2 separate regions of the Mus musculus genome follow, and region 1 is linked to region 2. A link is a loop called in an ENCODE intact Hi-C map of the cell type or tissue named here. Cell type or tissue: gastrocnemius. All regions are shown on one strand.

Region 1 (2,500 bases), 90 kb after region 2:
CCCTGAAGATTTGGTGAGCCAGGTGGACCTGAACCTGAGACCTAGATAGCCATGACAAGTGGTACAGCTGTTGGGTTTCAAGACCTGGATGCTGCTTCCAGCCTCTGGGATATCCTCACCCTTATGGACACCAGCCACATCCCTAGGCAGGGACATGCCTGGCGGCTGCATCGCTACCTAACTTCTATATCCACAGTGAGGCTTAGCTGGGGGCCCCCTCTGCTTCCTCATGGCTACCACTCTCCCCGGAGTCAGCCTTCTCTGTGCCTGTTGGCCATGGCTGGCCCCTGAAGCCTCTCAGGAAGTAGAAGCAGAAACTTCAGACTGAGCTCATGGTTTTACTGTTGCCCCCCAGAGCTGCAGGCCCAGTTTCCTCTGTGAGTCAGAAGCGAGTCACCAGCCGCAGAGCCTACCACCGGGCCTATGCTGAGTCACTTTTCAGAGCTCCAGTCAGTAGGGCAGTGTCCCTGTCTCTGGCTCTGTCAGCACTGGTCCCCGTGGTCAGTGGATTGGCAAAGCTTTGTTCCGAGCAGAAGCAGGACACCTTCAGGAGAGTAGCCCCTATTGTCTTACTTTAGTACTAGCCAAAGTACACTGTGGAGGGGGACACCTCTGATGCATGGGGCATGGATAGGTTCCTAGTGTCCAAGGCAGAAACCTTCCCTAAGTGGCTGTAGAACCTTCCAGATGTAGAAGCTGCCACAGTACTAGGGGTAAAGCCAGGCTTGTACCTCAGGGAGGCGGGAAGAACAGGGAGGGCCATGGGGCTCAGTCAGCACAGGCCCAGACAGCTGTAGACCCGGCCAGCCCTCCAAGTCCCCTCACACAGTGACAGTTCAGGCCAGCTTTCCGGGCCAGGTGCATGCACAGACATGGATCCCACAAAAACACACGTGGAGGCTGCTGCTTCTATGGGCAGGAAGACTACCACTGGCAGTACTGGCCTGGCAGAAGGCCAGTGTTGTAGACTTTTGTGCGAATGCATGTGGGACAATGTGTGTGACTGTATATGTGAACAGTGTGAAACTGTGTATGACTGTCAGCAACACTGTGTGACTATGTCCCCAGTGCTGTGACAATGTGTGATTGTATATAACCGCATGACATTCTGAGCGTGTGTGGCTGTGTATTGACTCTGTGATGCTTTGTGGCTGTGACACTGCGATTGTATACATGACTGTATATGTGACATTATGTTTGTATAGTGTGATGGCCAGTACTGGTGCCATAATGGCAGCCTCAAGATGGATGGCAAAGATGCAATCCAGGAGGCCGACAGGCTGTGGCTCCTGCACCAGCTGCTCCTCCCTGATCCAACACTGCCTCCTGGGCCTTGTGGACTGGGCCTGGGCCAGCCTGTTTTGGGCTTTAGGCAAAAAAAAAAAAAAAAAAAAAAAATGTAGCTGGGAAAAAAAAAAAAACAAGACTTCGGGTGATCATGCCACTCCCTCAAGGCCGGACCCACTCAGTACTCGAGCATGTGTTGTGGCTCAGGTAACAGGCACCTCCTTGGTGGTTCGTAGGCAAGACCTGGCTTGCCCACCCAAAGCCACACTCCAGGAAGCAGGCGAGGCAGAGAGGCCTGACTTGAGCTAGAGTTCCCCAGGCATGAGGAACTAACTAGAGTACCCATGCTGAGGTGACCTGAAAGAAGCCATTTAGTCACGCAAGAGCAGGGTCAGGACCACAGTGATGGCTTAGAGGTGCCAACCCCACAAGATGCTGAACCCTGGGCCGCTGTGCCTGGGACCCTTCAGGATATGTTGGCAATTGTCTTCTGTCCACTGAGAATTTGATCCTGGTGTCTCCCTGTGCCCGCAGCTCCAGGCTTCCACTTTCTCATCCCAGACCACATTGTCATTTGACCTCTTTCTAAGCCATTGTCCTCTCAGGAGAAACACCCATGCTGTCTGTATGTCTAGAGTTTCCACTTGGGACTGTCTTAGTTACATTTCCAGTTACTTTGACAAAATACTGTGACAATGGGCTTGTCTCAGCTCAGAGCTCAAGTTCCAGCGCATCACAGTGGAGAAGTCACAGCAGCTGAAACTTAAGGGAGCTGGTCCTGTTGTGCCTATAATCAGAAACAGAGAAAAGCGTGCATGCGTGCATGCCTGCTTACGCTCAGCACTCAGCGTGGTATCTTTTTTACCCACAGTGGACAGATCTTCCTGCCACAATTAACATAATCAACATAATCCCCACAGATAGGCCTTCACTGAGACTCTCTTCTCAAAAAGTTCTAGATTCAAGTTGACAAAATTAACAATTACAAACTATAATTTTGGAGGTGGATGGAGCCACTCTAATACAGCAAGCTGCTTGCCTCGGGGACAATCCTCATGTGTGTTTGTCCTGGCTAGGAGCACCTGGTTTCAGTAAACTGATGGAGGGGGAAGGGAGAAAGGGACGGAGGGAGGGAGGGAGGGACAGAGCGGGAGGGGAAAGAGAGAGAGAGAGAGAGAGAGAGAGAGAGAGAGAGAGAGAGAGAGAGAGAGAG
Region 2 (2,500 bases):
GGACAGACATCCCATGCCTGCGTGGTCCCCGCCCAGCCCTAGGTACATAGGCATCCGGACACTGGGGACACTGGTAATGATTAGTGTTGTGCCTTTCTGGCCCTCTCTGTCCATTGTTTTCCTAAAAGCCTGAGCAGTCAGCAAGTCGTCCAGGCTAGCATGCACTGAGTCTGTACTGTCCACAGCAACTTTGACAAATGCTTGTTAAACACTGTCTGCCTGCCACACTCTGTTCCACACATAGGACCTCCTGGGGTTTATGTACTGTGCATAAGTTTTTGCCCTCTTGGAAGGCACTCAGGTGGAGCAGAGGATAAAAGGAAGTGGGGTATCCTCTAACCCAACTGCCCCAGGACCAGCTGGAAAAGAGTCTCTGACCCCAAGGGTCCCTTCTGAAACCACCCCCTCCACTCTTAGGGCCGGACTTATGGGCTCCCGCCCCTAAGGATTCCCAACACAACCCTCAACGCCTTAGATCCCCTTAGGACCTTGCTCTTCTCGTTAGTTACATCCTAAAGACTGTGAGGGCAGCACGGTCTCGGGTCACTGCTGGGCTACAGAATTTCCCTAGCCTTGAGGGGACACCGCCCCTCTAGCCATCGGCCGGGCATAGCTACTAACCCAGCTGAACTCAATTCGGTTGAACTCAACCAAGTTGAAAGGATTGGGAGAAAAGGAGGTGAAACAACTGTAGTGCCGAGCGGGGCGGGACCCGGAGGGTGCCGCCTCCAAGGGGCAATTAGGGGGTAGAAGAGGGAGGGAGAAAAGAGAAGAGGCGGAGGAGGGAGGATGAATGGGAGGCCATCAAGGGAAATGAAGGGGTAAAGGGGAGGAGAAGGGAAGGGAGATGGGGTGGGGGAATAAGTAGGAGAGGCGGAGAGACTGGGCCGGCTGGCGCGTTCCTCTCGATCTGCAACTCGGCCCTCAAGCACGCGCGTGAGGGGCGGGGCGGTAGCCATTGAGTGGCGCTGCCATTGTGCCAGCGCCGCGAGTGGTGACACGCTCGAAGTCCGCTCCCTGGTGACGCCTGAAAGCTCCTTTGACCGGCAGCTCACCTGCAGAGCCCGCTCTATAGAGCCTCTGAACGCGCAGCAGCTGCCAGGGGCCGCGGGCCGGGCACCTAGGGGGACAAAGAATGGGGGCCGGGCCCTTTGAATGAGAGGCCACTTGGAAGCAGCAGGCATGTGCCAAGCCGAAGACTGAGGAAGAAAAGTGCCCTCCGTGTGTCTCAGCAGTGAAGGGGACCCTTTCTCAGCCGCGGAGCCCTCATGTGCATGACAAAGAGACAGGCACTCGCGAGCCCGGAGGGCTCTGGTGCAGGCGTCCTGTATCCTAGGCGCTCCCTCCCCTTCACCCCGGGCCTCACATACCCTGGTAGAACCAACCTGGAAGACCCTGATCCATCTTGCTGAGCAGCCCTGGGTCTAGCCCTCCAAGCAGGCCAGTTCTAAAGGACCAGTGTTTTCAGTTGCAAAGATTTGAGGTAGTATTTTGGGCCAGACCAGGGGCCATAAAGTTACTATAACCCAACTCCACTAGGCGTCTGCCATAGCAGTCCACAGCTTCATGCCTCCATCATCCACTTCAGGACAAACGCTTCCTTTCCTTCACCGTCCATTGCTCTCCGATCACTGGCTTTATCTATCCCCAGGCACTTGTAACATGTGAGTCTGCTGGAATCTCTCCATCTCAGGTAATCCTTGACCACACCAAACATCTTGCCTGCTTTTATTATTGTTGCCAAACAACTTTTGAGGGAGGTCTTCACCCTGCTGTTTCTTCCTTGTGAGACTGCCCTCATTTTGTACTGTTCTTGAAGTACTGGAACTTGCCCTGAGGCCTCTGTACAGAGTAGATGGGTCATACTTGGCCACACAATCCCCTTTCCCTTTGGCCAGGCTTCATGGACTGGCCAGGACAGTACCGGCATCAATGGGATGACCTTTCATTTAGCTCTCATCCAAACACTTTTAAGTTGGCTATTCCTAAAAGTAAAAGCTATGACCTTAGTCATCAAGTTTCCTCCTCCCCCTCTCCCTTCTCTTCCTCTTCCCCCTACCCCTCCTCCTCCTCCTCTTCCTTCTCTTTCTCTTCCCCTTCCCCCTCCTCCTCCTCCTGGAAGAGACAGGGTTTCTCTGTGTAGCCCTATCTGTCCGGGAACTTGCTCTGCAAGTGCTGGGACTAAAGGAGTGTGTCACCATGCCCAGTGACATCCTTGTCTTCAAGATTCTGGTTCAATCTGGTCATCCTGTTGATGCTGACTGCTTGACTAAGGATAGCTAGAGAAACTGCTGCTTTGTTTTTTGGGCTCAGCCTCAGCCAAGCCAAGACAGTGTTGCCTTTTGTATTCAACTTTACTTCTGATAAAGTAGACAAGGCCCCACATCTGCTCATCAGTAGAGACACTCTGCATCAAACCTGTGTGCTGGAACCCCAGGGTCTCATGGAGCCTAGTATCTGCAGGGATCAGAAGTCTAGTTCTGATCAGCTAAATCCACCG

What was found. Hi-C counts contacts between places; a loop is a spot of excess contacts. Peaks named below come from ENCODE experiments on the same cell type or tissue, not always from the same donor. Only the 100,000 strongest peaks of a DNase experiment are listed, where the experiment ranks them.
Region 1: it touches region 2 in a loop (11-fold over the local background); 26 of 42 quality-filtered maps call a loop at or near these places.

The regions. Positions count from the first base shown.
Region 1 is chr7:139,969,529-139,972,028 of GRCm38, reverse strand. The region is part of intron 2 of Gm16201 (a long non-coding RNA gene); the gene reads right to left. Among named protein-coding and RNA genes, the nearest start is that of Spef1l, 8.0 kb to the left of the region's middle. In gastrocnemius, no CTCF peak of the experiment used is centred here; a DNase peak (open chromatin) is centred at 1,307.
Region 2 is chr7:140,059,886-140,062,385 of GRCm38, reverse strand. No RefSeq gene overlaps it. Among named protein-coding and RNA genes, the nearest start is that of Msx3, 12 kb to the right of the region's middle. In gastrocnemius, no CTCF peak of the experiment used is centred here; a DNase peak (open chromatin) is centred at 1,011; H3K4me3 peaks cover 723 bases.